Regions from separate parts of the Homo sapiens genome. Here region 2 is linked to region 1. A link is a loop called in an ENCODE intact Hi-C map of the cell type or tissue named here. Cell type or tissue: natural killer cell. All regions are shown on one strand. Links, peaks and the distances in the headings refer to the core of each region. The heading gives the core; the rest is flanking DNA.

The links. A loop is a pair of places that touch in the nucleus more often than their neighbours do. Peaks named below come from ENCODE experiments on the same cell type or tissue, not always from the same donor. Only the 100,000 strongest peaks of a DNase experiment are listed, where the experiment ranks them.
Region 2: a loop joins it to region 1, with 15 times the contacts of the local background. A loop is called at or near these places in 1 of 110 quality-filtered maps.

Annotation. Positions count from the first base shown.
Region 1 is chr5:88,195,594-88,212,667 of GRCh38, forward strand. TMEM161B (transmembrane protein 161B) reads right to left here. Exons shown (of 12, transcript NM_153354.5): 6 at 11,436-11,587; 7 at 10,846-10,906; 8 at 10,221-10,361; 9 at 7,369-7,482; 10 at 3,383-3,557; 11 at 2,076-2,172; 12 at 1-895. The coding sequence ends at 618. Among named protein-coding and RNA genes, the nearest start is that of TMEM161B, 65 kb to the right of the region's middle. In natural killer cell, for the core only: no CTCF peak of the experiment used is centred there; DNase peaks (open chromatin) are centred at 8,568 and 8,928; H3K4me3 peaks cover 517 bases; H3K27ac peaks cover 1,776 bases.
Region 2 is chr5:88,493,467-88,510,540 of GRCh38, forward strand. No RefSeq gene overlaps it. Among named protein-coding and RNA genes, the nearest start is that of LINC02060, 63 kb to the left of the region's middle. RefSeq lists enhancers at 8,665-8,814, 8,825-8,934. In natural killer cell, for the core only: no CTCF peak of the experiment used is centred there; DNase peaks (open chromatin) are centred at 9,115 and 9,715; H3K4me3 peaks cover 1,358 bases; H3K27ac peaks cover 1,121 bases.

The DNA.
Region 1 (17,074 bases), core at 4,111-12,110:
CAATACTCTTGCTATTCTCAAGCAGCAGTAGTTATATATTTTAACCATATTCATCTCCATTAAATTTAAAATAACTATGCAGCTTTCTTTACTGTAATATACAGTAGCTATCTCTTCCTTTCTGTTGGATTTTATTGTTTCAAGAGTAACTAATAAATTACCAACAGAAGAGACTTTAGCCCCTTTCCCTCCCCTAAAGCATGGCTCAGTTTGAAGATTGTTCTATAGGCAGCCACTATGACTATCAACAGTACCATAAAACCATTAAAAGCAATCAATAACTAGAGTCATGTGAGATGTTTCAAAGACTGCTGGAGGTTTCTGTAAACCAGGGTAATCAGAAATATTACCCTTGTAGATAGCCCTCTCATACCAGTAAATACAAAGAGTTAAAATTCCAATGCCACAGTGTAACAGTTAACAATCTATTTTGTAATTTTAAATATTACTACATTAATTCACCCTGAGAATACAGAGGAAACATTTAATACAAGACATTCTGATATGTTTTTTTTTTCCCATTGTATTTGCTTTCTTCTGGTTTTCATCAGCCCTTTAAGGGCACAGATATTTTAATTTAAAGGGTGATTTGGATATGCTTTTTTGTTAACTGAGATTCATGCCACAGTCAGATACTGGTGATAGAAAAGCCCAAAAAGGCTTGTAGAAAAGAGGCAAGCAGCAATCCACCAGGTCAGAAAAGACAGAAGTCCTCGAAAAAGAAGAGGAGTAAAAATATTTTTTAAGCTGCTCAGTGCCACTGTTATTTGTGTAACAGTTACCTTCATTTTCCCTTCAGCTGATGGTAATTCAGAGTAAACAGAATTGGACAGTAGACTATTATCCACTGGTAAGGTAGAGATAGATTCTGGATAAATACCCCAGGAATGATTACCTAGAAAATCAAAGACACAAATACAATTTGAAGAGTAACTAATTACCAAGCTTTTTATTAAAAAAAAATCTTCCTATATTTGAAATTAACAATATGTTTAGTGGCACAGTACATCATTTTATGTTAAAAATAAAGTAAAATAATAATCCTTCTAGATCTGTAAAAAATTAACCTGACTAGAGACTATCTGGCCTCATCAGTAAAGGTACACATTAAAGCAAAAAGTCTGATATATTTTTAATTAACTGCACTAAAAATTGGTAAAATAACAAAACAATTTCCTCATTGTATAAGAAATTAATCAGCTAACTCTACTGGAGTGACAAGGACAGATTCAATAACTTCTGAGAAATCTTTTCTACTTCTAGAATATCAAAATAAATTCCTTTCTCAGAAACTATGATTTCAATGTGAAAACCTATTAATAGCTTCCAAAAATTTATTTCATCATATACTTTCCTACAGTGGATAGGATATGAGCCACTTAATTTACAATTGAACTACCTATCCCTTTACATTCCGTAGATTCTTACAGGGCACCTATACCTATCATCAAGTCTATGACACCTACTAGGTCCATGAAGCTAAATAATGCTTTTAGTTCTTTCAGGTTTCTTAAACCCTAACAGTGGCTGATTGCCTGATCTAAGAAAGGGGAAATGATCAATGCAATAATAGACACCTCTTGAATAACACCACCACATGGGGACTTGATAGCTTAGTGAAGAGACTTGTAGAATTTTGTACTGAGAAATCTTCACCGTTTCGATGTAAGTTATCTAAACTAGAACTTACCATAGCATTCTGTAATTTATGTAAGTTTATAATTGCCTTGTAATAATTTAAATGTTAGGCAATAACAAAACCTTAAATCATCCTCTTATAACATGAAAGTAACTAAGATCAACAGTGCTTACTAAAGTTACTGGGTAAATCTGAGACTTAACCTTTAGTAAACAATTCTTGAAGACAAAGCATAAAGTTATAAAACCATGGGCCTGAGTTTTCAAAATGAAGATGATAAATCACCTTCCACAGCTAAAACTTTCCCATGGTTCTTTTTACAACTTTTAAAAAGAGAAACAATTTTAAGAGTTGCATTTCTTTGTTGGTGACAAAAAGCTTTATTAATTATAGGTAGAAAGTAAAAGATGCTTCCTAGTTGCCAGGGCATGCCTACCTAGTGTTTTCAAAAGCAGAGTTGTGTGAAGCAGCATTACCAGAGGCGCCACATACTGCAGTGCAATGACACAAAGATAATAAAAGACTCGAGCCACCTGCAACCAACAACATTCTTAAGTGTCTAATGCAACTGACATGTTAGGAGTGAATTAAACTTTCATATAATTGCCATACCAAAATACTTAAGAGATAATCCTTTCACAAGAAGGAAGCTAAATGTCAGTAAGTTGTGCTGCATGATACATGTCCCCAAAATGACTTTGGAAAGGCTCAATTTGAAGACAAGTTTTTAGAACGTGAGAATATTAAAATAGATTCCTTAAAAATAATTCTTAAATGATGTATATATATTGGAGAAAATAATGACTAAGATTCAAATGGTATATATTTACTTATATTTCAAAGATAAAACACAATGTAAGGGCATCTACCTAAAATATCCAACTAAATAACAATAGTAGGCAGAGCCACATATGAGCATAAATCCCTCATAAATAAAAACATTAAGTCCCCATTCTACATGAACATATTTGAAGTCAAACTATGGAAAATATAAAAATATATAAAAGGTAAAACAGAAAAAAGTTGTTTAAATCTTAATAAATGCCCCTAACTATGGAGGTGAATCAAAAACTGAAGCTGGTTGGGCGTGGTGACTCACGCCTGTAATCCCAATACTTTGGGAGGTGATGCAGGAGGATTACTTGAGCCCAGGAGTTCAAGACAAGCCTGGGCTACACAGAGAGACCCTGTCTCTACAAAAAATAAAATAACAATAATAATAATAAAGCAAGGTAGCCAAAAACCACCTCTCTTAAAAAAAGAATGAGGTTATTGGTCCACTATAGTGGCAGATGGATTCCTTGTCCTTTTATTCTCTGGAAGCCTCAAATAAATTAAATACTTACATTTCATGTTCAAGTAAATTGAGTAATATTAAAATGAATAAATTTAGCCACTAAAAGTAGTATTTCCTACTCTTTAAGTCTTAAAGTCTGGACAATATGTTATAATGTCTTTCAAATCAATTAGAAGGGTCCCATTTAGCAATATTAGGCATAAAACAGCTTTGTACCACCCACTGTATGACACCAAGCACTTAAGGCAGGAAGAGGAATTAAGACCTCACTTGGCACCAAAATCAGATCAAGGTCTCTTTGATATCTGTCAACTTAAGATTGTTCTGTTTATTTATAATAAGAATATGATGGGTTGAAATACTATCTACTAAAGGAAACCAATTTTTTTTTTTTTTTACAGTGCGGTTTTTGCTATTTTTCATTTTGACTAGGGTATAAAACTTACCATTTTCTGTAGCTCAACCGTGCTTATTCGCCCCGCTTCTTTCTTCATCTGATCCACACATTTTTGGGCTAAATTTAAATAAGCTTGCAGGTGACTACGCATCATGGCCAACCGCAAAGCACACAGCAGGATTATTAACCAGAGTCGCAGAGTATCGAATGTGGCTTCTGTCATTCTACAGATCAAAAAGTTGATACGGTGCTCTCAAAGACAACAATATGCTAGCATGCTCGTTATATGTTAATGGTCACCATATAAGATATAAGAAGTCTATACTTCGCAACAGTTAGACACATAAAAGAATCTGACTCTGCCATAGACTTAACTGTATAATACTTTAACTTGAATAACAGAACTAGATAAATGTATCATGAAAGCGTAAGAAGTTAACAGGTATCTAGAAGAAAAAAGTAGAGCAATACATGAGATCCTTTTCTCTATATACCCTCCTCCATGGATAAAAACTGGCTGTGACATGAAAAGACAAGTTGGGGAAAGAAAGAAAACTGCAGGGATTGCCTGTGGGACTAATCAAGTCAATCACCCAGCATCACTGGTTACAGCTTTGCCTGATCATATACCTACTTGGATGGGATCTTTCAATCTGCTGAGCTTTTACTTGGGACCACTGGAAAATCAAAAATTCTGATATATCATGAAGAAATCAGGTGCCTGAGATTCCTCTACAACAATTCATTTAACTTGCTATGCGTTGAAGCTGGCTCGGTTCTGAGCAATTCCTCAAGGTTAAGGTTAAGATTCCAGGTGAAAATACATAACGGAAGGACACCATTTCAGAAACCAGACCACTGATGAGGGCTGCTTAAAGAATTTTTAGAAAGAAGAGATAACTTCTGATGTCCTTTTGGTGTTTAATGTTTTTAAAAGACCATGGGTTTCTGCTCTGATGAAGAACTACATTGCAAGTAATTTGAATGTAGTGACTAGACCACCCTTGGCATCTAGTCTTATATCTAGTACCTATCAGGCACTTAAAATGACTATTGTAATGCACAGACTCATTTGCCAGATAAAACCTGGAACTCAGAAGGGTCTCCCTGAAATTCTTAAGAACATGACGGTAGAATGGATGCATATAAAGAACAAATGAGAAAAGATTAAAAAAAAAACCCTCATAACTAAAACTACAATATAGGAAAATTTGAAGTGTAAAATTTTGCTCGAACTGTTTATGAAATGGAGGTAAGAAATGGGGATGGGACAAAGGCTTTACTATATATACTCTCTCATTTCTTTTTATTAAGTCATGAGGGGACATGGACATAAAATTTCAATGGAAAAGCAATGTTGGCTAAGAAAGATAAAGGCATAACATTTTATCAACATGTTTCCACTACAATGAACAATGAGATTTAGGAGCCATCATGTGAGAGTAACAGTACGTAAGACACAAGCCTACCCACAGCCTTGACCCTTTCCTGGGGACCTATAAACAATACTGTGCTCCCTCCAGTTGTGCAACAAGGACAACTAACTGGGAGCAGCCTGAAGACAGCTATTTCACAGCCTTTGAGGATAACAGGTAACGTGAATGAAAGGAACAGAATAAGGTAGTGAACTAGAAAATTATTTGTTCAGTTTATGAGTTGAGGATTTAGGATAATAGTCATTAAATAGTACTTTCTAATTAGATTATTCCATACCATCATAAATATCTGAAGAAGTTGATCTGATAGAGTATCTCAAGAAGGAGCATGAGGAGGAGCTTAAAGTATATAGGGAAAGAACAGGCAGAAGAAACCACCTTAAATTCCTGATGCCATTCTGAGCTTTCCTGTATATGCTGTGTTCTTCTTAGGAGATTATGAGCACACATGGACTCTGTTTACCATATTTTATTTTTTTCAATGCTTTATCAGAACACATGATGGACTCAAACACATTTCTGGGTTGAAACTACATTATACCATATTTTTGCTTCTGATTACAAAGACCTTTCCACAAACCAATTTGTCTGTGACAGAAGAAGAACCTGTCACTTTATTTTTCCTTCATCCTACCCTCTTTGATGGGCAGCCATTTTTTCACAATCTATCACATGCATTTTAGATTTTTAACAAAAATTAAAAACTGCCTCTAATAACTTAACCACGAATTCAAATTAAAGAAGAATAAAAGAGAGCAGAGGTAAAACTATAATTTTGCTTGGAATGCTTATGAAACAGGTCAGAAATGGGGATGGGACAAAGGGGGGAAAAAGCTATAGAAAGAGAACCTCAGGTCTTTATATACAAACAATATTTTTCCTATAATTTAATATACACACAAGGGAAAAGTTCCTTATTCCCATTTCTATTAAATAAAGTATTCATTACTAATAAATCCACATGAAGTTTAATCAGACTGGAAGTGGGAAGTGAATGTTGGTATAACTACCAAGTGTTTTATGTACACGCGATCTGGCTGAATAACCTTAGTCAAATTATTTAACCTCTGAGCCTGTTATTTCATGTATAAAATAGGATGACAACAGCAACAAATGGACAATTACCATAAGAAGATACAATATGTAAAGTATGAATATCTCACATAATAACTGGTATATAAGTGTTTTATAAATGCTAGTTTCCTTATTTTCTCAATTTAACTAAGGCAAATATAAAAATCAGGGAACATAGTTACAGGAGTATGAAATCCAGTTTCCATGACCAAAATCTCAAGGAAGGATTGGGAATGCTTTCAGTATCAAAGATATGAATTAGTAGTTTCTCTGAGACTTTTCTAGAACCTTAGATCCTTAGAATTACTTTTCAATACTTAGGGAATCTGTCAAGTTAAATTACCATTAAGGTAATTAGTGTGTGTCGGCGGCGGGGAAGCATTACTTTTTCAGTGGCTATTTCCTGGGTTCAATAGGATTAACTCTAAAAAGAGAAATTATCATGGTCATCACTGATTTTATATATATTCCAAGACAAACTGGTACCAGGATCTAAAAGAAGGACACAATACAAAAGGTACACTGCGGAGTCAATGACTAGTCAAGTATTTCTATTTTAATTCTGATGAGGCAAAGCAGTGAAAAGAACATTTATTAAGCACTTAATTCCAGCTGGTTGCATTACATGTGTTCTTTCATTTATTCCAATGATAACCTTGTGAGTTAGATACTATTATCTTCATCTTCCAGATGGGGAAACAGAGGCTCAGTGAAGTTAAATAACCTGCCTCAAATGAAGATTTTAGTGAGGAGGAGAGCTGGAGTTTGAACCAGTTCTGTCTGAAACTTTCTATTACTCTAACAGTTCTACAAGGCTAACAGATCAAGTCTAGTTATTAATGCCTATTAATAAACTGTTTGTTTCCTCACCATCTTCTTCTGCTAAAATACAGTTGCCTAACTGTAGAAATATAAACTAGTATTAGATAATAATATTAAGGTATTAGTATTAGATAACTGTTAGGTACGATGATGTTATTGTTATATAGGAAAATATCCTTATTTTTTTTAGAGGTGCAAACTAAAGAAAGTACTAAGGGATAAAACTGTTATGTCTCTAATTTACTTCAAAAATCCTTCATCAAAAAACAAAACAAAGAATGGATGAAGCAAATATGGAAAATGTTAACAACTGTCAAACATAGGAGTTGAGTATATGAGTTTCCATTTATACTTTTTTCCTCCATAATTTTCAAAATTAAAACAAAAGAACTCCAGAAGGTATCTGAACAATAGCCACAATGACAACAGAAAAATGATGACGACTGGACATAAAGAGGAGGAAAAAAATAGTGTGTAAGGTAATATTAGTGCAAGGTAATAATCATTAACATTAACTAATAAAGATCACAAAAATGTTACATGATGGTCTGTAGTTTCAATTTTCTAACACATCTTTTAGCATTCCTATTAATGTCTGAAAAATACAGTGTCCTGATTTTATCACTGAAAACGAAATACAGTAAATAACATTTAGTAAAGCAGTTTTGGTGATAAAAATCAGCCCTCAAATGCCCATACTTACAAAGGGATACTTTCTTTGCCCAGTGGTGGGTTCATAATGTAGTCTTTGGTGATTGGTTTTACCCAGAGCAGAACCATAAATAAAGGTGCCAAGAAGTTGATATGAAGTAAAGTTCTGAAAGTACGTAAGAAATAAATATAAAAATTCAGAAACAGCACGTGCTAATAAACTACAGAAGCTGGGGTCTTACTAAAATGGAGGTAGGAGCTTATTTGCAGTATTCTACTACTTACGATACTACTGTCACCATCATTTTATATTTATCATTATGATTTAACACTGATTTGAGCCTGTGAGAAATTATATCATTATCTTAATTTTTCAAATGAGAACATTTAGATACAGAAAAGTTAAATGACTTGCTCTTGGCAATAAGTTAATGTAAATATAGGACTAAAATTCAGATTTGTTCACTTCTATTCTAGTATTCTTTAATAATCTCATACTTTATTCCTGATTTAATAAGCAGGTATTTAATGATTCTAACTTTATATAGTCAACGAATCTAATGGATTTTCAGTACAGAAGAGTCGTCTGATACTTTCTAGGGCAACTGAAACAAAGTGTCTCCTCATTATCTACAAGTAAATGATAGTGATTAGCCAGGTCCATATTACTAGAAGGCATATGGCAGACGGAACCTACTGCAACAACCCGCAACTGAGGAACCTTTTAACGTGTAATGATCATTTATAATTTTTAACTTCCATTGTTAACAATCGTTAAGTGATTCCACATTTTAATTTCTTTTTGAATGAGTATGAACACACTTGAAATAATTTCCCTATCATATATATATATATATATATATATATATATATATATATATATATATATATATATATATATATATAATTTGCATTACTCCTGACAAGGCAATATACCTAATACAGCAAAGGTTTCAGGTCTGCGCTATAACTTCATTGTTAATTGTCCAAGTTTGTATCCTACAGAGATAGATGGCTGATAAAAATTTTTCTTATTTTAGAAAAAACGCAAATTCTTCACCCATTTTATTACCATAAACTGCTTTCATTATCAACCACACTTAAGAGCTAAACTGGAGGGTTCAAAATACACACAAACACCACATTTTAAAGTATCACTACATAGGCAGACAGTGATCTGTGTGAGTGAACAGGGCTGGGTCAGGAAGCCACAAACACCTAACAGGGAAAGGCAGAACTCCCGCTCTAACCTCTGATATAAAAACACATCCTAGTGCCTAGCCATGGGGGTGAAGAGAATGCTGCTCTTTGTGCCAGTCATGTTACTCTCACAACAGAACTAGCTTGCCCACACCCTTGTATCAAGGCAGAGTGCTACAACACAATGAGGGGCTGCAATAAACTGAAAATAAAATAAAACCCCAAATCCCCCAAGGGAAAAAATCTTAAAATGAAGCCACATTTTACTAAAAAGGACACTAAAATGTGCACTCCACCTCCAACCACCACCAAATGCTTTAAATGTTTTTATAAAGTGATTCTTTCATCCCACAGACTGGGTAAACCATCGGATGTGGGGAAGAAAGCAGCAGTATTAGGTATGCAGTGTTGCTAGGGAACACTCTAGTATCAAGGAGCAGCCCACAGCGGTTTCAGTAGCTTGTGAAGGGCTCCCCTCCACCCACCCTTTTCAGCTTATTTAAATCATAACACTGGGGTTAGTGGACTGAAGTGTGTGTGCAGAGAGGAGGGGGAGAACCAGGTTTTGTCTTAAAAGAAGCCATTAGGGAGACGGGTGGTGGGAGAAAGACGGGATGCAGCCAAAAGCACACTGAGTAAAAGGAGAAAAAAAAAAGAAGAGGGATGAAGGAGTGTGTAGTGGGAGGCGATAGTAAGTAAACACATGTACAAAGCTTATGTAGAAAAATGGAAGTGAGGTTAAAAAAAAAAGACAGTCAAAATTAAATTAAAGGGAAATGACAGGTAAGAGAGACAAGAATGTGAAAAGACTAAAGAATCAGCATCATTAAAAATAGGTTTTAAAGAATAGAAATGTTAGGAAATAAGATTACCCAGATAAACTTAATGGTTATAAATACACATATCAAAATGAAATATTCTCAAGTTGGGCTTCTACTGCAAAACAAAACGATGAGACAGGAACTTTGATCTGCATATGATTTGAAGTAGATATAAGCCTATCTTTCTGCCAAGATGTCTACATCAACAAAAAAAAATCTGTGACAAGCACAAAGAATATAGTAAATGGGCTTTGAACTACATATGAAGATGAAATGTGACTTGTCCAAACTAACATATAACTTCAGAACTAAAATAGAATTTGGTAGTTAGAAGTAATGTACAACATATAACATTGTAGAGTACTAACAATCCCAAAATAATGTATTATTTTAATAAGAGTCTAATAAGCAGGTCAGTAACTTAAGGAAAACAAACACCTCTTACATACAACTTTAAGTTTTAAAATGTTTTTAAGTAAAATTTTACATTAAAAAGTTAATTTAAATAGATATATATGAAAATTTAAAACAATATTTTAAAGTAAAATGATCTTATTTTTTAAGGGAAATTTCTATGGATCCTCAGTTTAGTTGTAGAGATTGCAGTATAAGCCCCTGAATTAGAAATAACATAAATTTTGAGATTTTCATTTTAACAGGTAAGACAAATTTAGTAATCGATGATGTATCTTTTTAAATACAAGACTTAAAATTTAGAAGCAAATAAAAGAAACTTGCTTATAGTTGAAAGAGGAAGTAGTGTGACATCAAATGGTTATTAATTTTCAATACAATAATTTATGATTACATTACAATATTATACCTTCATTAAGATGGAAAACATATATTTATCTGCATGTGCTTATGTACATTTTCCGCTTACTGTGTAATTTTTTCTGTTGCCAAATTCAGGGCATCCAGATGCATTTGAGCCAGTCGTAATCCAGGAAATGTCAAAAAAGCCCCAATGAATGAACAGAAAATAGCCAGGAAAAATTTGAAAGTAAGTTTTGAAACAGGACTCCTAAAAATAAAATTTTTTAAAAAGCTGATAAATTTTTATAATTAGCTTTTGAAGAATTTCTTTTCTTCTAATCAATTATCTTACAAATAACAATAACAGTAAAACAAAGCAAATTTCTACAAAAAGATTGCTATTATTCAAGTACCTATAATGGATTCTGGTGAACTGTAAACTAAATGAGGCATCTCTTTAGTCATAGTCACAGCAACCTAACCTACACATTCAACAGGGAATTGACATATAACTTGGATATAAATTTAATCTCTTGAGGGAGAGGAATTTAAGAAATGCAAATTTACATAAGAATTCTATAAAAGACACTAACTTTATATAGTCATAAAAATTATGAGTAAGGATGTTTCTAGAAGTGACAGTCCAACTTAAAACTCTTTACTAATTTAAAACAGCTATTTATAGTAAATACTGCTTTATTAAAAATAGAAAAGGTTAAATTTAAATAATGCTTAATTTTTCAAAAACTTACTGAGATTCTAAACCTTGCTTTTCAAGAAACTGCATCGCACTGTCTGAAAAATTTGTAAACCCTGTGGGGGAAAAAAAAAAAAACAACAGATTACTCTTATCACAAATGTGAAATACAGAATCTTTCCATGGAAATAAAATGTTAGAAAACAGAGCATCTTAAATTTTGAAGTGACTAGCTTAGCTCTTTCATGTGTTAATTAGTATGCCATAATGCAATAAAATTTGGTTATTAGCAGGAACAGTCTTTGAAAACGTCCCTTTGATATTTGTACATTCCATGAGTGTGCATAAAATTTGCATTAATTCTTCAACTATAAGAGTAAACTTTAGCATTACAGAAACTTATTTAACTGTAAGGAAAAAAACGAGACAGTATTTTTGGAAAAAAACATTAATTAAAAACTTAGCTAAAACAAAAGCAAAAAATGAAGATCTTAATAATAAAGGTTAATTATTTTGAACATTACAGAGTATACACTTTAAATTTAATTTTAGATATTTATCAGACATAAAACTTAAATACTGAAGTCAAAAATATTAACACTAGATAAAGCAAAATTGATTTTTAAAGTTGTATGAAACTATTACCTGTTTCAAGTCCAAATTCCAGATAATTTTCTGTTACAATCAACACTGCCATTGCTTTGACAAAGAAAAAAAATCCAAAGGTGACACAAACAGATCTTTCACCACCATCTTCTACTTTAAAATAGTGTGTAGTTAATGAAAATAGAACTTTGCTGCAGAAGGAAAAGTTCAGGAAAAACCACAATAAATTTATAGGAGCTATACACAATGATCTTTATAGGACTTGATTGCAATAAAATTTGACTACAACATTTATTTCCAAGTGGAGTTTAAAACACTTTTAAATTAAGGAAAAGAGCACCCATATACTAAGTTGTAGCTAGGGAATGTATTTCTAGTTTATCTCACTCAAATTTTACTAGAAGGTTATTTCAAGATTTTTATGCAGTATGTTCTCAGTGACATGAAAAGCCAGGGTAGAGGTTATTCTAGAGAACTGTCTTTATTAGGCATGTCTGTTAAACCAGTTTACATTTATAATTAAACACATAACACAGGAATCCTCCGTAATAATTCAACAAGTTAAAATTTGAGAATTTTACTAGTAGCTATTGTTGATCTGTGGTATGAAAACTAAGTGTCTGGGGTCACCACTTCACATTAGTAATAAGAAAAAATCTTTAGAGAAAACAAGTTCCAACTGAGTATTCAAAAACAGCAAAAGTTTCAACATGTTCACCTATTAAAATAGGCTGAAGAGATTATCTTATCTGAACCACCCCAACACACACAAATTGATTTAATCAAGGTTAAATCAGTGCATGGCCCAAAGATAGAACTCAGATTTCCATTATACACCAAATTGTTCTCCTTGAAATCGCAAAACAAACTAAGGTGCTTGGCAAACAAACCTAGAAAAGTAACCTTTACGTAAAGTTTATGTCAAGCATGGAAAATTAACAGCTATCACTTAGTACTTGCCATATGCCGGGCATTACCAATTAACTTTTAATTCTCACACTAACCACATTATTATTGCTACTTTACAGACATTTTAAAAAACTTAAACAAACAAACAAACAAACAAAAAACAACTGTGGGCCGGGCGCAGTGGCTCACGTCTGTAATCCCAGCACTTTGGGAGGTCTAAGCCGGCGGATCACCTGAAGTCAGGAGTATGAGACCAGCCTGGCCAACACGGCGAAACCCCGTCTCTACTTAAAATACAAAAATTGCCGGGCGTGGTGGCTCACGCCTGTGATCCCAGCACCTTGGGAGGCCGAGGCGGCTGGATCACGAGGTCAGGAGATCGAGACCATGCTGGCTAACATGATGAAACCCCGTCTCTACTAAAAATACAAAAACTAGCTGGGCATGGGGGCGGGCGCCTGTAGTCATAGCTACTAGGGAGGCTGTGGCAGCAGAATGGCGTGAACCCGGGAGGCGGAGCTTGCAGTGAGCTGAGATCGCGCCACTGCACTCCAGCCTGGGTGACACAGTGAGACTCCGTCTCCAAAAAAAAAATTAGCCGGGCATGGTGGCACACGCCTGCAATCCCAGGTACTCGGGAGGCTGAGGCAGGAGAATCGCTTGAACCTGGGAGGCGGAGGTTGCAGTGAGCCGAGATAGCACCACTGCACTCCAGTCTGGGCAACAAGAGTGAAACTCCGTCTCAGGAAAACAAAAAACAAACAACAGCAGCAACAAAAAAACAACAACTGTGGCAGAGAGGTAAAAGTAAAAATATCAAAATCACAGCTAGATTAGAGAAAGTTGAGATTTAAAACTAGACAGTCTGGATCTAGAATCTGTGCACGTAACTATTGATTACATTGCCTCTAAAACACTGTACATAGCACCTAAGTCAATGTGGTACTTTTAGCAGTAACACATAAAATCTTTTCAAAACAGAACTGCCCTGACAGAAGTAAAGAATTAAAACATTCTCATAATCAGAAGAATCCTTTCATATATATCTCACACACATAGTCTGAAGGTAATTTTATACAACATATTTAATAATTTTGTGCATGAAAAAAATTTTGACTGCATTTTAACTGCAATCTCTCACATGAGGCCCAGTGTAAAGTCTTCTACTTCTGGTGTTATGTCAGTACTGGAAAAGTTTTGGATTTTGGAGCATTTCGGATTTTGGATTGTAATGCTCAACCTGTATCAAACAATACAGGTCCATCCATCTCTTTCTTGGCATTATAAGGAAGAGCTTACATATTAGAAGAGGACAAAGAAAGATGAATATAGTCAAACTGCAAAACTACAACTGAACTGCTTTTAAGATACAGCTATGATCTCTCATAGCCTAAATGCCTTAAACTCAGGTTTGAAAAACACTGCTTTATTTTTACTGAAAATGTTTACTAGAATCTATAAGGAGACAATTTCCAACTTCTTTTCTTACACTGAAAAACAAAATAGTATCTTTGGCCAAAAGTGGTACCAAATCATCAGAATAAAATTTCCCAAAAATTACACCTACCACCACACTTTGTTATCCTAGAATAATGAAATTACAAAATATGTCAACACTAAAGGAAAACAAAATTACATGCAATCTGATCCAGACATGAAGCATGATCTTGCACTTATCACTAATACTTTACAGTCCCACACCACAAATGCCTAAAATGGTATAATCACTGCATCCTCACTTCATATTGCATACTGGATAAATCTTAAAAACCTAATTATTTATTGAGTTCCACATTAGAACACCATCTCCCAATAACCCGTATGTAATACTATGATCTGGCCACACTCACATGTTCAAGCTTTCATTCAATAGTCCCCAAATCTCCACCTCAATCAGAATAGTGTACTTGCCATCTCCTGAGTGTCATCACTACACTGTCTTGGATCATAATCTATCATCTGAACTCTTCCCTCCTCCTACCCAATCCAAGACTCAACAAAAGCTCCATATCTTTCATGATACTTAACATTACCTTCCCAGCTGAGGCCATTCTTTTCCTCTTTTGAACTTATTGTATCACTTACTAATATAATTCACTCGCCATGTAATCATATACTATCTTAAACTATAGTGTGACAAAGTTGTAAAGAAAGCATTCTCTAGACCTAGAGTGTCTGGCTTAATCCTGGTTCTACTCTTACTAAACTATGTGATCTTCCACTTGAAAATTAATTTCTCTGTGTCTTAGTTTCTTCATTTGTAAAATGCCGCCAGTCCACAACCTCACAGGGCTATTTTGAAAAGCAAAGATTAAGTCTTCCTAGTTCTCAGCAACAACTTAATGTTTTCTAGACAACTGAATTAAATATTTAACATGTAATACCAAAAATATGGGAATGTATACAAAAACATATGGATCAATACAATACAAACAGATAATGATACCATTCCTGATTGTGTTTAAATTTTTAAAATTCTATGATAATTTATTTTAAGAGGTACAAGATTAAGAAGTATACAGGCAGTGATGTGCTGTGCACTGACTTCTATGTAGGTGGCAACTAGACTCACAACTCTCCACTCTGATTGCCTTTCTATGCAGCCAGGCCACTCTGACTCCAGCAGAAGACTAAGATTTTTGCCTCTGAAGAAACTGAACCTGAGGCACAGAAGAGTTTAGATTTAGTCAACTGCATCAAAAACAGGATGATTAGGTGAAAGTCTACACAGTCAAAGGTAGTACTCACCTTGGAAACATGTGTAGCAGTTTTGTACACTCCAGGCAGGAGATTAAGAGATTCTCCTCTAGAGAAACTGAAAGGCCTCAAGGAAAAGACCAATAAACAATGACACTATGGGCTACCTAAAATAAAGCTGGTTTTAGTATTATCAAGCTATTCTTTAGTGAAACTAACCAAGCCCTAATTACATACAGAGCTTCCAATCAGCTTTTAGAGGCCATCTCTTAAAAATGAAAGGAATCCTCAGACATTAAAAAAGGAATCGGAAAACATTTTCTATGAAAGACCAGATAGTAAATACTTCAGGCTTTGTGGTCCATATGCAGTCTCTGTAGCATATTCTTCTGCCTACTTTGTTCCCCTAATCCTTTAATAATGTTAAAAAGCCATCTTAGCTCAAGAGCTGTACAAAAACAGGCTGCAACCCAGATACTGCAAGCCATAGTTAGGCAACTATTATTAGATGTATCTAATACATCGAATAAGATGTATTAGAGTATCACATCTTATAAAAAAAATACGAGCTAAAATCTGCAACAGAAAAAAAGTAACTTCAAGAAAAAAAGAGATGACAGACACAGCAGAATGAAGTTTGGGTATATAACTATACATACAGAAACAGATACATACATATTTTTATTTAGAGATATTTATAAACATAGGATATGCATATTTCATAAAGCTAGACAAAGATGAATGCATCTTTGAAATAAGATCAGGATGCTATGAAAAATGAATGGTTAGACATCAACGAGAAACAGGACAGGAAAAATAAGAAAAAAAAAAGTCAAAAGTTCCATCAAGCAGAACAAAAAGACAAAATGAAAAGTAAGACAAGACCGGGCGTGGTGGCTCACACCTGTAATCCCAGCACTTTGGGAGGCTGAGGTGGGCAGATCACCTGAGGTCAGGAGTTTGAGACCAGCCTGGCCAACATGGCGAAATCCCATCTACTGAAAATATAAAAATTAGCCGGGCGTGGCGGCGGGCGCGGCGGCGGGCGCCTGTAATCCCAGCTAACTCGGGAAGCTGAGGAAGGAGAATTGCTTGAATCCAGGAGATGGAGGTTGCAGTGAGCCGAGATCGCACCACTGCATGCCAGCCTGGTAACAGAGCAGAACTCCATCCAAAAAAAAAAAAAAAAAGTAAGACAAAAACTGATGATGAGAGGTTAATCCAGAACATACAATATCTGACTAATGAAAGTGAGACAGAGAAAGAAAATGGGAGTGGAGGGACGGACAGAAGAAATTCTCAAAGACATAATCAAAGAAATTTTCTAAACTTGATGTTTCCAAATTAAAGAGCCTACCAAAAGCCCACCACAAGGAAGTAAAAAAGATCCTCATGAGGTACATGAGCATGAACTTTCAGAAACAAGACAAATCAAGAGACAACTGTAAAAGTTTCCTCAGAAGAAAAATAAAGCAAAACTAGGTATATGCAAAAGATTAAATATCACCATGATAAGTAATTCTTAATAGCAATTTTCAAGGTTGAGGACAATGGAGCAATGCCTTCAAAATTATGAAGAAAAATATGGATAACCTAGAATTCTATAACCAACCAAATGCCAACAGAAAGAGTATAAAATTAAAACACTTTCAAAACTGCAAAGTCTAAAAATAGTTACCTACCCCACATTCATGCTTTAGCAGAAAGCGCCACCAAAACATTTTGACAAATCAAGAAAGAAAGACACTAAATTCTAATAGGAAAGAAAAGTCAAGGACAAGTAGGACAATTTCCTCAGGAGGAAGTATTTTAAATATTTTTACCTTCAAGCTGAAGATAAGCTTCCAAATGATGAACAGGTTCAAGTTTTAGGTCTAAAATGGCAAATTTCTCTCAGATTTAGAATAACAACTTAATTAAATAACATACACTTATAAAAGTACTATTATGGGCTGGGTCCAGCGGCTCACACCTGTAATCCTAGCACCTTGTGAGGTCAAGGTGAGCAAATTGCCTGAGCTCAGGAATTCATGACCAGCCTGGGCAACATGGTGAAACACCATCTCTACCAA
Region 2 (17,074 bases), core at 4,930-12,929, 300 kb after region 1:
AGCTGACAAAACAGAGGACAATTAAATAAATTGTCCAATCATACTACAATAAGTGGGAGACAGGATTTGAAACCAAGTCTTTAGGTATACAAAGAAATAATTAGTACAAAATCCTCCTTATAACTTTAATCACGGCCAAAAGAAAATATAAAATTCACATACATTTCATAACTCCACTAAAAATTTTTGTGTAGGATTACAACTCTCACAAGTATACTGTCAATAATTTTTTTTGGCATGAGACTGTTATAAATTATGGGCCCATGAAGTTTGATTCCCCACTAAATACCATGTTGGGAAAGTAATAATTGGATTCTCTTTCCACCCCTGACCACACAGGACCAGCTACATATTCCGATGTTAAAAATTATTCTTTGTAGGCTAAACTTTTTCACATTTAACTTCAGTTAGCTTATCATCCAAAGTTACAGTGGTTAATTATACTGGATTTTGTATCACTACATTAGATATCAAAACAAACATCACTGGACATGTATACTGTATATAAAATCTTTGAGTTACAGGACACAATCCATAAAGGAGAAAATACTTCTTTCTTAACTATGCCAAATTTCTTGTCACGCAGTTTAAATATGGGAAGGTCAGATTAGGTGGGGTGCCTCTATCTTCAGTAAAATATATTTTATTGCAGCAATTTTGATGACTGGATCACATTGTATACATAGCTCCTAAGTAACCAAAAAATCTTTGTGTTTATGTGAAAAGAAGTAATGCATACAAAACAGAAAAAAAAATTTGGATTATAATCCAGATTCTCTCAAAAACTTGATGCATAATCTTAAGCAAGAAAAATCTCTGAGCCTTTTTTATATGATAAAAATGGTGTTAAACTTTACCTATATATAAATGCATGGTGTCCACCTTAAAAAGAAATATTAATAAGAAATCCATCATGCCTCTTTAGAAAGAGCACCATGTAACAATTCTGCTTACTTAGTGTTCCAGACAAGTCAGACACAGTTGAGTAGCTGAAGGACCAGAGTAGAGGCTGAGGCAGGAAATGTTTTCTAAATTTTTCCCTATCTTATTAAATGGCCATGGGCAGGTTAGATTTTTCTCTGTCCAGGTTTGCCCTTCTGTGACATCAGGGAGCTATCTCAATTTTTTTTTCTAATTCTCAGAAACCTAGGAAAATGAAGTCCCTTGAAAAACTCTAAATAAGTATAATCAGTAATTTTATTGTATGCTTTCCCCTCCCTGCCCTACTTTCCCACTCCCCTAGGGAGTGGAATTAAACATGAATCTCTATTTCAGGGTCTATTTCTAAGGGAACCCAAATTATACAGTGCCAGTTTTATAAGAGCTGATGATGGGCTACATTATGGGTTGATTTATGTCCCCCTCTCTGGCCGCAAAATATATTGAAGTCCTAACCCCACCGTCATCCCCAATACCTCAAAGTGTGACCTTATTTGGAAATAGAGTTGTTGCAGATGTCATTACTTAAGGTAAAGTCATTGGAGTGGGCATTAATCCAATATGACTGGTGTCCTTATAAGAAGAACACAGAGAAAGGACATGGAGTGAGAGACACAGAAAGAAGGCCAAGCTCTGATAGAGGCAGAGCTTGGAATGTTGCAGCTGCAAGCCAAGGAACGCCAAGGAATGGAAGACCACCACCAGAAGCTACGAAAAGACCAGGAAGAAGTTTATCTGGAGGCTCAGAAGGATCATAGCCCTGCTGACACCTTGATTTCAGACTTGGAGCTGCCAGAACTATGAGAGAATAAATTGTGGTTGTTTTTGCTTTTGTTTTGAGACAGCTTGCCCAGACTGGAGTGCAGTTGCCCAGCCTGGAGTGCAGTGGCACAATCTCCGCTCACTGCAGCCTCAACCTCCCAGGCTCAGGTGATCCTCCTGCCTCAGCCTCCCAAGTAGCTAGAGGCATTTGCCATCATGCCCAGCTAATTTTTGTATTTTTCTGGTAGAGATGGGGTTTCCCTATGTTGCCCAGGCTGGTCTTGAACTCCCGAGCTTAAGCAATCAGCCCACCTCGGCCTCCAAAGTGCTGGGATCACAGGTGTGAGGGTGGTGCCCAGCAAAATTTCTGTTGTTTTAAGCAATCTGCTTTGTGGTACTTGGTTACAGCAGCCCTAGGAAACTAATATAGGCTGCAGTACCTATTTCAGGTGTTTTTCAAAGGCTGTATCATATCAACTGCTTATTTTCTCAATCAGAGGCTCCTTCCTCTTATCTCCAGGAGCCCCAAATTCCTTTGGCTTTAATGTTTACTTCAATTTCTTCTTCAGTTTGGTGACATATTCATCACTATTCTCTGATTTACTAACCTTGATTTCCCATTTAATTTTTACCTCTGCACTGTACTTTGAATCAGGACAGCAGTTATCAAACAATAGTATGTATCAGAATTGCCTGGAAGTCTAGTAAAAATAGATTGTTGGACCTCCACCCCCAGAGTTTCTGATTCAGTAGGTCTACATACAGCCAAGAATTTGCATTTCTATCAAGTTCAGATTCCCAGATGCTGCTGATGCTGCCGGTCTGGGACCATACTTCAGGAATCAGATTTAGGGAGTTGTCAGAACTTCCTGCTCTAAATCACCATCTCTGACTCAGCCCGACTCCTTAACACAGTAATATCTTCTTCCACTCCCATTTTCCAAAATCAGCAAAGGATGAGTTTCAACAACAATATTAAATTCATATTCTTTTAAAATTAGAGTCACATAAGATCTCATGGCTTTATGGTGCCAGAGGTTACCAGGAGCTCCTGGATATATCTCATAGCCCTGATAAACATCTTAAACATTGCCGCCCGATTCATATTTCTTTTTTGTGTGTATAAACTCATGGGGTACAAGCGCAATTTTGTTACATGCATAGATTGCATAGTGGTGAAGTCAGGGTTTTTCGAGTACCCATCACCCAATTGATGTTCATTATATGCATTAAGTAATTTCTCATCACCCACCCTTCTCCACCCGCTCCCTGATGCAAGCCTCCACTGTCTATCATTCCACACTCTATGCCCGTGTGTACACATTATTTAGCTCCTCTTGATATGTGAGAATATGCGGTATTTGTCTTTCTATGCCAGATTTATATTTCTCGAACTCCTTGTCTCAAGCAATCCTCCTGCCTCCACCTCCCAAAGTGCGGGGATTACAGGCATGAACCACGATGCCTGGCCCAGACTCATATTTCTAAAGCACAAACATGATTAGGAAATTTATCTGCCTAATTATTTTTTTTCAGGTCAAAATTCAAACTCCTTGTCATGATCTTTGCAATCTGTTGGTAATCCCACCGGCTTAATCCTCCAACCTCGTCTCCCATTTCTGGCCTATGGTGGGAAGAGTACACACAGAGAAACAATATTTGTTGAGCACATACTACAGGCTGGCATTGTGTCAATTGTATTATTTCTGTTATCTCATTTTGTCATCACACAAATCTACAAGGAAGAAATTATTAATTTCAAGCAATTCATTTTGATTCAAAGGAGGACACTGAGGCATAATCAGCTACAAAGATGACTGAACACAGACACTGCTTCTGATCATCCACACCTGGATTCAGACTCAAGTCTAAGTAATTCCAACACCCTTTCCATCCTGTAGTCTCCTTACTTGGAGTGATCAAACATCCTGGTTTACCTGGGACAGTTCCTTTTTATTTGTATTGTCCCAAAATAGTGAGGAAAAGCACCCCTTTCACTCTCAAAACTATCGTTCTGACTTTGTTAGTGAATTGCATGGCCACTCTGCCTATACTCCAAATCTACCATGCTGTCACATGTTTCTGGAATGCAGTATACTTGCTCATGATTCCATTTCTTTCCCAGTGCTGTTTCTTCTGCCTAGAGAGTTCTTCCTTTCCCTTTGTCTCCCGGGAAAAATATGTCCCATTCTCAGGAATCAATTTCTTCACTGTCTCTGGGAAGTCTCCCCATTCCTCTAACTTCAGACAGGGGTCAGTACCCTCCTCTGTGCTCCCCATACTCCCATGTTACTGCTATTCCTTTATACATTTTTGAGTACTTGGCTGTCCTCTCTATCAGCCTGTGAATTCCTTAAGGTTTGGACTGTACCTTAATTATCTGTATATCCACAGTGCCAATAATTTTGCATGGCTCAGAGAAAATCTTAAATATTTGTTGAATAATGGGATAAATGAAATAATAAATTTGAAAGATCTAGTCATTTGCAACAATTACTATAAAAAGTAGAAGCAGTCTCTTCTAAAAAGAGTGAGCCTATTCTAGCTAGATCTGATTTACTGTACCGGGAGGCTGCTTAAGTTCTGAACAGTTGTTCAGAGAGCCTCTGACCCTGCATCAGCACTCATACCCAGGCCGTCCTGTTTTATGAAGTGGTCCTCCTGTTTGGAGTCTGAGATATTGTTCCCAGTTTTCTGGACTGCTCTCTACTTCTATAATGTGCCTCATGCTCCATTTAAATATTTTCCCATATTTGCTTAAGCCTGTGGTTAAGAGTCAAACCCTGGGTTTGAATTTGTGCTCCACTATTTCTTAGATGAGTGACTATGTGAAAACCTCTTAAGTTTCCTAAGCCACAATTTCTCCATAAAAAATTAGTAAAATTGACTGTATCTCATCTAATTAAGTTTTCGAAAGTACTTAATATAGTAGCTGGAACTTAGTAAGAATCCATAAATATTAGTTATGATTTTTATTAATAGTATTATTATTCCTTCATCATGCCTAAGCTTTCCTACCAGACTGAAAACCTTGTTTCCTCCAATGATCTATTTTTGTCCTTTAGGACTCATTAATTTTAGATATCTCAATATATGTTGTATTCCCTGAATAAGTCCAACAGACTGTGAATGACTCTAGATATTCCACCACTTCTCTGGGCTCCTACTGTCTCCTTGCCTAGCACTAATGCTATTCCATAGAAGCTTTTTAAATCAACCTCTTTAACTGACTCATCAGATTAACTGACTGTCTTTGTATGGTTCCTCTAGAAGACAGAGCCTGAGGCAGGGATTAAAGTGATGACACTATGGACATATAAGCCCAGGGTAATAAAGATGAAGAGAAAGAGAGAAGTGAGGCAATAAAAGACATGGAGTAATGCAAATCATTATCATGATGGTCACCACTTCACACAGAGTTCAAAAGAGTTGACAACAGTACACCGGCAGACTTAACTCAGCACAAAGGGACTTCTTCCTAAAAAGGTTATAAGGAGAAGCTTACCTTATTGCTGTCCATGGAATGAAGAAAGGAGAGATTCACCTGTGAGAGGCCTCCCATCTCTCATTTCCTATTGGTCATGATTCATCACACAAGGGGACATCTCCCCAGCACTGCCAATGGACTCTTAGGTCCCCTGGTAACCACTCAGGAGGCCAAATCCCATGCTCGCAACATGGCATTTTATTCATATCTAAAGTGGAAGGGTGACTTGGTACAAGTAAATACCACCTGAGAAAGAGAAGAAGAAATGTCAACTAGGGGATCTGAGAAGATACACATGATTTGTGTCCAATATACTGATTCTCTAGGCCTTGTCTAAAAGTCTCAAAACTCATGATGAGTAGGCTATTCTCTAGAATTCTCTAGTCTTGTGCTTTAACTTGATGAATTACATGCTTGTAATAATCACTTATGTTTATTCTTAAATTTTTTCTGCCATTTGTGCTTGTTATTTGAATTATACAATTATTTAATTAAATACCACACATTAGTAAAATATGAGTGTGACAAGAATGAAAGGTGCTTGTATGGAAATGAAAAAGAGTATTTTGGAAAGACTTAATAAAGGTAAGTCTCTTGAAAAAGGTTTGCTAAGAGAGATGAAAGTGAAATATTTGCAAAGGGCAATGTTAAGAAGCCAGAAGAGTCTGCAGTCATATGGTTTCACCCATGCCTTTGCATTCTTGCTGCATGGAAAAACCCTGCACAAAGCATGATCTATTTGGTATTGCATGAAAGACAATATGGAAATCCAGTCAGCACACTCATCATTGAAGAAAAGTCCTGGCTAACAACAACAAAAATATTGGTCATTTTATATACATTTTTATTAAAAATTAAAAAGAATTTTAAATTACAATTAAAATTAAAAAGAACATTTAATTATTGTTTAAGATTCTTTGCTTTAACCAGCTCTTTTGATTTACCAGCTATAATAGCATGGCTTGATTATGCTGTGGTAGCAAACAACCCCCAAATCTCAGTGAACGATACGACAAATCTTTATTGCTTGCTCACCTTAAATCTGCAGGCTCTGAAACCTATCCTCCATGGGTAGCATCTGAAGCACTTACTGTATGAAGCATGTGTCATCCTGGGTCAATATGGAAAGGAAAGAGAAAACATGAAGAATCCCACGTAGGCATGTTAATGCCCCCTAAGATTGATGCACTTCACTTCTGCACATTACCCAAAGCAAGCCACATGACTAACCCTAAATTCAAGGAGGTAGAGAAGCGTAATCCTCCCGGGTGCCAGAAAAGGAGAAGAGCTAGAAAAACCAAGGAGCAGCAGTGGTGTTCACCACACCAACCTACTGTGCCAGGCATATGGACTACAAGGGCTTCTACTGAATCAAGTGAAGGAAGCTGAGGCAGAGAAATATACTTTTTTTTCTTTAAATAATTAAACATAAATATTTAAAATTGGTAACTTAGTGGCTATATTTTCAATGCTATTCTTTATTTCTGGGAGCTTGTAACCAATTAATTTAGTACTATATATACCTTATCTCGGGTCCAGCTTCTTTGACCTGAGACTACTTACAATAAACAACAGCTTCAGTCCAACAACTGGGTCATGGAGAAAGCTGGGGAGTAAGAAGGAGGTGTCCCTCTCTTGGCTGTTGTATTTTCAAAAGAACGCTTTGGTTAGCTGATAGATGGCTTCTTTATTAGAAGCAGTAATACCTCTAAGTTATCACTTTGTCTTCAGAAAGAGTAACAAATTGTGCCTATATTTAATTTTTTAAAAATTTCCATGAAGAATTGGTGTACTTTTCAATCTACTTATGATATGTTGTGAGTCATTAGAGGTAAATTATATAAATCAAATTATATTATAACCAAGTTATACTATAATATAAAAATGTCACGCTGGGGAGGTGTAGAGATCAAGTCTATTTACAGTGCTGAAGAAAAACCAACCACTTTTTCCTTTTCCGTTAGTCTAAGCAGCAGCCAAGTGTGATGGAGTTTGGAGGGATAGGAAGAGAGACTGTGTGGGTGGAAATAGCTTCTTGGGTGATTCTGATTGGCCCCTCTCTAGCTAAGGGCCTGGCAGTGGGCAGAAAAGTCACAGCACTTGGGAGAACATTGGCTTGACTACTTACTAATTGTATCTCAACCTGGAGCAAATTGCCTTCAGTCTTAGCCTCAGTTTCTTCATCCAATAAGCCTTTTATCTCATAGTGTTATATTAAAGATTATATAAGATAGTAGCCACAAAGAGCCTTAATGCTGTGCTTAAAAACTGGTTTGAAACATTGTAATGAATTCAGGGTAACAAGGGCTTAGTTACCACCAAAATCTTCAAAAAATAATCTGCAATTAAATCCAATATTTAAAATAACAAGAACAAAACACCTACTGCGTGTTTAGAATTTAGACTCATGTGTCTACTACTTAATTTCTACTGCCTGAAATTTTTTTATCCTTTGTGCGTATTGTGCTCAAAATTATAGAAAAGTAGTTTACAAACTGTGTGTCACTCCCCATTCACGGGTAATGAAGGAAATGTAGTAGGATGTGACAAGCATTTTTAAATGAAACAAATAGAATAGAAACAATCAGAACACATCGCATGGTTTCTTAGTAAGAATTGTGTACATTGTAATAAATGGGTCATGATTTAAATATATTTCCTATTGTACTTAAAATTTAAAAAAATTTAAAAAAAATAATAAAAATCTTGTGGAAAATACTCCTCTAGAACAAGCCCAAATGAAATCTGGTACATATTTCTATCAAATAAATCTGATTTTATTTCACTACCTTTTTAATGGAGAATAATAAAATATAAAATATTTTAGCCACCCACCCAGCCAACTTTTTCTTTAGTAATTCCTATATCATTATGTATCCTTTAGAGTGACTTTTACACAGCTAGTATGTCAAGAAAAGCAAACGTACATGATATTGGACAAGAAGTGGTTACACAGTACGTCCAAGTTACCGTTGCTTACAGGAGATTTAAAGGTGTTGCATAGGCACTGCCAAGGCACCAAAGAGACGGTGGATCCAATTAGATTTCCACCCTTCACAGGAGGGACTTGTCCCACTTAGGTGGCTTTAAAATGTCTTTCTATGTCACATAAAGAACAGAATGCAACAACAGAGGAGAGAAAACAGCTTGTCATAGAGACCAGAGGCACAGAGACTCTCTGAGCAGCAAAGTGAGTCCTGAGGCAGTAAAGCCTCCCTGGTTGTCCCTGACCATTTGGGACGAGGTCACCACCCCAGGATCCACAGATTGGGCCAGCATAGAGATGTTTCTCCGAAAGACATGACAGCAGAGACTGATCACCACATGCATTGTATAAACTTTGTAGATCATTGTACCTGATTGTTCAGAGTCAATCATCTGTAGTTCTCATTCCAGCCTTTAGTCATTCTCAAGAAATCAAGAAAATGTCATTTTTGTAATATTCTGAGTTCAAGAATCTCCCTACACATGGGAAACAGGTTACCCATACCAATTAAATCAGAATTTTGATGCCCTGTGTGGACTAAACCAGGGAAGCAGCCTCTTCTAAATCCTGCTTCAATGAGGCTTATGTCTGCATGGGTGTGCTACTCATTGAACACAAATATAAAGGTGCCACCAGACAAGGAGTTTTTCTGGTTCATCATTGCACTGCAGGATGCCATGAAGGAGTCACAGGCTGTGGCTTCCATGAAGCCCGTGACAAATTTAATACCCTATTACTTGTGTCGTCTGCACTAGCACTTCATTTGGTGACATCACTGGGTACAACTAAAGTTGAAATTTGTGTGACATTTTTGCAGGTGTTGCTTTTCACCAAAAATGTTATTTTACATAGTTTAGCCACAGTGCAGTGCTTTAAGTCTAGAACTAAACCTCAGGAAATCTAATGAGGTTGAAAAGAAAAGTGAAAGTTAACGGCTGCAGCTTTAACAAAGGCTCATCCTCCCTCCGGCTCTAAAGAGTCAGTAACTGAGTTCAGTAACTGAAAATTAAATTAGAAGAAATGCCACCTCTGCAGCTACAGCTACCTTTAGCATTAACAATAATATAGAATGGGATGGGGGTGGGGGGTTCTGCTCAATAGAGCCATCAAGAAACTTTCAGAGCCTTTAAACGGGATGGAATCTGCTCTTACCATGTTTTAAGCTTCCCTTGGTTTTATATTTTGCCCTCTCTCTAGCCTTCATTTCCCTCATAGCCATATCCTTGTCGTATTTTTTCTGTTCTCTCCTTTCTGCTGTTTTTTCCTCCATTGCAAGTCTTAATTTCCATTTTCTTCTCTTCCCCCACTGCCACATTTTTTTCCTTGATTCTCTGAGTTTGTTTTCCCTCCCCTACCATGTTTACATCTTTACAAGAATAATTTAACTGATGACAAGGTTTTTGTGATTTGCCCTGTTCAGAATCTGGGAGAAAACAGTTAAGGATTCTCCAGGGCATAAGGCTTTTGACTTTATCTGGTCACATCAAATGAACAGGAACCATTTTCTCAGGATCGTATTATCACAGTAAGTGATAAGGATGTGCAGGAAGAACTTACGAGCAGTGGCTCACATTTAAAAAAAAAAGGCTGGGGGGAGGAGTGGCAAGAAAGGAAAACATATTAGCCTTTGTCAGGCTCCTCCCCATTCTTCAAATAAGCATCTCTAAAAAACAATCAAGCAAGGTTGTCAATTTGGCCAAAAATCAGCAATGTTTTAATATAATAAGATAGTACTGCCACCCATTTACTTCTAAACAAATTGTGAAAGAACCTAACTATATTATATAGCTATAAAGAAATAAAGGCTATTTTATCATAATTTGATTATGCTACAAAGCACTATGCATAGCAATTCGTGGATCTAATTTTAGTAGTAATAATCTCTTGCCCTGTTATGTAAATGGAAAAAGACTTTCTACAGGCTTCAGATAGAGATAAGCTTAAGATCGAAAGCATGCAAAAGCCATGGTTCAATTACTCTAAAGTGATCTGCATCATATGTTACAGTACATCTTTCTGCCTTTGCACAAAAGCTCGTATCTGCTGCAAATTAGCCATCCTTTTCTAAATGCTACAGATGTCCTCTGAGAGTTAACTGATTCAAATTAAACCAAAATCCTGCAACTACAAAATAATAAGGGGCATTTAAAAATTTTTCAAAATGCTTTTCCCTTTCACGGTTTTCCCCAATTTTTGCACCGTGCCCCCACCCCCCCTTTATTTAAGAAAAGACAATTGAAACTTTACAAGTACAATTAGTTTTCACTCCCAGGCCAATCCATTTTGTGTAAGGATAAACTACCAGGATGATCCCTTTCCATGTTAAGTCTCCACAGGCCACAGAGATGCAAGCTCAGACCAGACTTCTCAGGTACTAGCCTGGCCCCCCAGCAGACAAAACTCTCACACACATCTTGGAATACAAGCCTCTAGAAATAGAGCACTTCACCAATCCTTATTCCCCAGTCTCTTTGGTTGCTCATCAAAATGAAGTTTAGAGTAATCCAAAAGTTAGCTACCCCCCGGAGCACCAGGGCTTCAGGGATAGCTGGAGCCACCCATTGGAAGTACCAGGCTTCCCTCTCAGCGGGCCCGTTCCCCTGCATCTCTCTACAACTTAGGTTTATTCACTCCTACTGCAGACAGTCTTTTCCCATACTCTGGAAGACATGGATGTAAACCACCATCAACCCTTCCATAGCTTCACCACACAGGAAGGCATGGCCCTCTGCCCCACAAGCTTGTATAGGATATCCTGAGGGAGGACCCTCCTAGGCCCTCCTTAAGTCAGTTTTTCCCTCTATGTGGGCTGTCACTCCCACAACACCCACTATGTCCTGGGAAATTACCCTGAATCAGTGGTTTTCACTAAGACTGATTGGGATGGGAATGCAATTTCCCAGCGAAGAGGTGGGTTTTGTATTCAGAAGAAAAAAGGTTTAAAATACTATATTTCCATTCTACATGGGCTGTGGCTTTCTCAGTTTGTGTGAAGGCCAAAAGAGAAAAAAAACAAAAACAAAAACAAAAAAACAATGAATAGTTAGATGTTGATGCTTAAGGCTAAGTGCATTGTTTTTAGCCGTTTACCCTATAATTTAGTAATTACTCTTGTCGGAGGTGATGGATATCCTAGTTACCCTGATTTGATCATCATACATTGTACACATGTATTAAAATATCACATGAACTTCCAAAATGTGTACAACTATGATATAACAATAAAAATATTTTTTAAAAGTTAAAAAATAAAAACTATCACTACTTCCAAAATTTTCCCCTATCCTAGGATTTTATACCTATTGTTGTTCCCAAGGGGAAAAAATTGGATAGATAGATAGATATAGATAGATAGATAGATGATAGATAGATAGATAGATAGATAGATGATAGATAGATAGATAGATAGATAATAGATAGAGACTAAAGCCTTTCAATACTGACTTTCAGTGATTGAGATATTAAATACTTCTAGAGAGCAGCAAGGATGGGACATGATATCTTCTGTTGATTAAATTAGAACTGTTATATCTGAGTAATACATGAGAGAATATAGAATGCTTATTGCACAGGTGTATTAGTTTATTATTGGGTCTTTACATCTGTTACTTCTTTAAGATCTCTCCTCACCCAGCCCTCCCTAGCCACTCTACACCCAGCCCTGGAGGCATCATAATATAAAATGGTAAACCCATTGCTAAATTCTCTGGGTTTTAAAAAATTTTTCTGTATAAATATTGGAATTAATCACAAACTTCAATCCTCTCCCCAAAATGGAGTTCTATATAATTTTCAGGAATATAAAGAGAAGTTACGATTTCAATCCAAATTGTAATACATTTTTTTCTGTACCCACCAAAAAGTTTTATTGTGCTTTTCCTATACCCCCAAAAAAGTTTTATTGTACTTTTAACTTGTATATTTATTGTTATTAAACTTTTTTATACATAACACTAGAAATGTTAACATTAACATTATAAGCAATGTTGTCAGGCTGGGGAACTTGAGCTTTAATTGAGGTCTTGATTAGATCACCAACTGGCTACATGGCATTGGTTAGGTCACTTACTGTTTCTGGGCCCCAGTTTTGTCATCTAGGACTTAATAAACACGCAGAAGTCCTTAGCAAACTCTAACATGAGATACAAAAATATGCTAAAGATGAGGTATTGTATCAGTCAGGATTCAACCAGAGAGGCAGAACCAGTATGCACATTTTTGTGTGTATTTTATATTTTTATATATATATTTTAAAATACATATAAATACATGCTTTCCCCTGCCCCCCGATTCCATCCCATCCTGAGCTCTTCATCATTAGAAATGCATTTATCTATTATGAGCTGGTTATAGACAAAAAGCAACATCACATCACCATGACTTTGCTTTAGTTTTGGACAAAAGATGCCTTTATATATGTATTTTAAATATATATATATATATATAAAAATATACAGACATATATACACATATATCCATGTACATGTATGCACATGTGTGTATGTGTGTGAGTGTATTTACTTATTACAGAGAATTTCTGGCTGAGCAGTCATTTTAATTACATTTTAATTACATTTGGAAAACTCAGAAACACACTTGAATGGGAATTCTGGGGAAAGTGGTTTAACCTAGCCAAGATGACACATCACAAAGCTATCTTGGATATCAAAAAGAAAGATGCTATCCCAGAAGGCAAAATGAATGACCTAGTCTACTAATGCCCAACATGGCCCAGGGAGTCATTCTCTGTTCTTGTTCATCTCTTCCCAAGCCCATGCACATTCTAGCTGACAGACAGCACACCTACACCATCCTTGTCCCAAATGAATGTGGTGCACATTGAGGGAGGCTTGCTTTTCCCCTCCCTGATCCTATCCCATCCTGAGTTCTTCATCATTAGAAATTCATTTGTCTATTATGACCTAGTTATGGACAAAAAGCAACATCACATCGCCATGATTTTGCTTTAGTTTTGGACAAAAGATGCCTTTCTTTTTCCCTTAGAAGTCATCCTGGGCCCTCCTCCTACTTTCTTTACACTGCTGTTCTCCCTTTAGGCTTTGGCTTTGAGGAAAAGGTTAACTGTGTATTTTTAAGTACATTCTCTCCTCCACTGTTTCTTTCTTCACTCTTCTGAATTATAGGGAGTGTACGGGTCAAAGCACAGTAAGAATGGGGCTATTTGAAGAATTTTTTAATGCATCCACAAAATAAATAGACCATTGGGTATGTCTTGGTAATTTTCTAGTGATTCTTACTAGTGGAAGAAGCTTTTGACACTGTAAGTACCCAGGGTCCTGACTAAAATGAAGTTTAACTTATTGTCCATTATCTCTCTAGCATCGAGGGTCATTCTCACAAGCTATAGCTTCAAGCCTTTCCCAATAGCTCCCAATCCTGTATCTGAAGAGAGAACAGAGGCCACATTCAGTGTCTCAGTATCAGGCCACCCTCCTACCAGCCCTACCATAATCTTGCTGCTACTTTCTAGGATCACAATGAGTTCTTGTTTACTCCACAGTGACTGAACCTCTGCCACACAGCTCTGTCCTAATACTCTGGGTCTCCATCCTGCTGTACCAATTTTCTACTTGATTCTCTGCCTCAATTCTGACACCTAGAACTTTGACTTGTCCCTCCTGCCAAGGCTGCCGAGGCTTGTCAACTGCTTCTGAATGCCAGTTGCTGTGACTGGGTATTCACTACTTACAGCTGGATTCTCCAGAAGATTTCACGGAGGTTCCATCTGCCTGAATCACTCATTTGTCGTTATCAGTCAAAAACCAGCTCATGTCCTCTCCAACCCTCAGTCAAAACCTAGCCCTCTTCCACACCCCTGCTAATGCATACACGTTTTGCCTGCTTGTGGGTCAGTCTCACTCTGATTGCCCAACTGTCCAAAATGCCTCTGAATATCTACTGCCAGCACTTCCCTTGGGAGCTTACCTTAAGGCTCTGTTTGGGTTCTCAGTTCCAGGTCTTATCAGGCAGATCCATTTTAACACCAATCAAACAGCTGTGTTTGATCATCATGAACACGTGACTTTTTTCCTAGAGATGCAAAAATCATGAGAAGCTAAAGTATATGAAGAACAAATTTCATTAAATCTTAATGTTTCTATGTTGACAAAATAGTTGAATACAGAGTTCATAAAGACCTTAGTGAAACAATCATGGGTGTTGATAAGAACAGTTTATGCTAACAGTGTGTAGTTAGTATAGAAAAGTCTTGCTCGCTTGCTTGCTTGCTTTTTCTTTCTTTTTTGCTCTTCTTCCTATTCTTTCTTATTCTTAAGCATCTGGTTTTGAACCAGAAATTGTGGTAAACATAGGGAGTACGAGATGAGTTTATCTATCTATAACATACAGGCACAAACACATGTTACTGGCCTTTGGAGTTTTCACATCCTAAATAATGAGACAAATGAAAAAAACAAATAATTACAGCTCATGATGAGAGCTCACAGAAACGAAAGTGCATGATTTTGTCTAGAAATGTGGGCAGGAGGCATTTTAAAGAAATGAACTTGAGTTGACTTTTAAGGAATGATTGGAATGAATTCAGCAGGCAGATAAGTGGAGAAAAGGACTTTCCAGGTAAATGGAATAGAAGAGAAGAGACATACAGAAGAATGTGGTACCTTTGGGGAACTGCAGTGATTTCTCTATTGCTGGCATCTAGTATTGGTCCACGAACAGCTGGAAGCAATGAGTCTGGAAAGGTAGACAGGTCTCAATACAAAAAGTTCCTTATAAGTCATGTTAAGAAATAAGGACTTTATCTTGCAGGTGGTAGGGGAGTTTGGGGAAGATTTTAAGCCATGGGGTGACATTAATTTGTTTTAGACCAAAGGGAGGTATACAGAAGAGGAGAAGGCAAATAGTTAGAAAATTTCTGGAAAAGTTCAAATAAAAAACTTTTGAAAACCTAAGAAAAGGTAGTTGTAAAGAAAACAGAAAAGAGAGGAGGTTAGAGATAAAATATTTGGTGTCTATAGAATACAATAGTAGCTACAGGTTTAGATGAGTAGAAGAAGAATGTGTAAAGTAAGATAAGAAAATTAAAGAGGACACATTTCTAAATGGGTCCGGAATCCTTCGCTTATTTCGGCTGAGGTCTCAATCTCCTCTAAGTAAGTATGTGATGGTGGCTGTTCATCTTTTTCTTGGTGATATTCTTTTCTCATTTGACATCACCATCTTTACTGGAATATAAAGTCATTAAAAGAAGAACTTCATTTTGTTCATCTTTCTAGCCCAAAATATCCTGAAATGAAGTAAGAGTTCAATCTTGAATAAGATATGGTGCAAATCAAAATGGATCAAGTCAGTATATCACATCCAGGTTTGGGCTGGAGTCTTCAATTCTTGCCAGGCTGAGGCTGTTCCAGGCCTGTGCACCACTTATTTTTCTTCTTAATCTGCTTTAGTGTTTCTTATAACAAAATACCAGGTAATGATAGAGTTTTGTGTCAAATTTCTGCTTGATGTCCAATGACTGCCTTTATTTTTGTGCTGGCTCTTTAGAAACTCTTTTTTTCATTTTGGATGTGTCTTTCAGTTCAGAGTCATCAGCATACAGCAGTCCCAAATGACTCTCTCAATGACTTTTAAGGATCCTCACAGCCAGAAGAACCTCTCAGAGGATCAGAAGCACAGTCTAATACCAGCTTACAGATTCCTTATTACATCCTTACGCATGAATAAAACAAGCTAGACCTATTATGCAGCTATTTTCTCTTCATTGGTGACTGGGAATTGATCTAAAAAATTATGCAAAACCCAACACCCCACCTTATATAACATTGTCTCCGCAGCTGAATTAGTCAAGTTATAGCAACCGTGCCATCCTCTTGTCCAAAACACCCTGCAATTCCAGGACTACACAGTGGGCAAAATTAGAATGTAGTCAGTCCACAACATCCCTGACAAGTACCGTGCCAGAGCAATTCAATGTCTAGACTAGTTGTTTCAGTCAGGAGATTAACTGGCTTATCTTAACCCCAAGGGCAACCTTTGGCTCACATCCAGGAAGTCAGCAGTTTTCAGGTTAGCCCCTGACAGATCAAGCCATCAGCCATTTGCCTAATCCCAGCATCATACACAGAATTACAGAACAGGACTTTTTTCCACACAATTTGGGGTTTTAGCTGTTTTCTCTTTAAGGTTTAATATATGATCTTAAAAAGCATTTTTCTCAACAAGATATTGGCTTAAATTTTCAGAAAAACTGCATGCCTTTTGGAAATATCACAATTCTTTAGTGAGAAAGACAATTTTAAAATATATCTACATTTATAAAATGTCTTCTTAGAAACATTGCTTTACAAAAAATTAACTAATTCTAGAAAACCAAAACATGTTCCTGTTTCCTCATGATTTACAGCATTGTTCTTCAAGATCCTCTTTCTTTCTTAACTGAGCCAAAATGATATCAATGCCCCACACAAAATTTCACCTTCGAACTGACTTGATTCATGACCCTTGTTAATTCTATCTGCTCAGCAATTCTACTTTAATTATTTTGAAGAGTTTTTGTGGAGCCACTGGAGTTTTTACTTTGCCACTGTATGATGGTTATAGGCAAGGAAATTTTAATATATATTCTCAAAGAGAAATTTACTTGTAACATTATAATATAATAATCACAGTTTTCAAATGCATATTTTAAAAAAACTATCACAGAGGCTGGAATAACTGAGTTGCACTTTTTTTAAGTTCCTGACAATATTTCAAGGACTGAAATTGGTGTTGGGCTGAATTTTGTGCCATGATAGATAGTGTACAAAGCACATTAACTGGCAACAGCACGTTCTCTGTAAGACAGTACTCATTCAGGATGTCAGCAAATATCTCCTGAATGCCTTTGTGCCAGGCACTATCCTAGGCTCTAGACAACA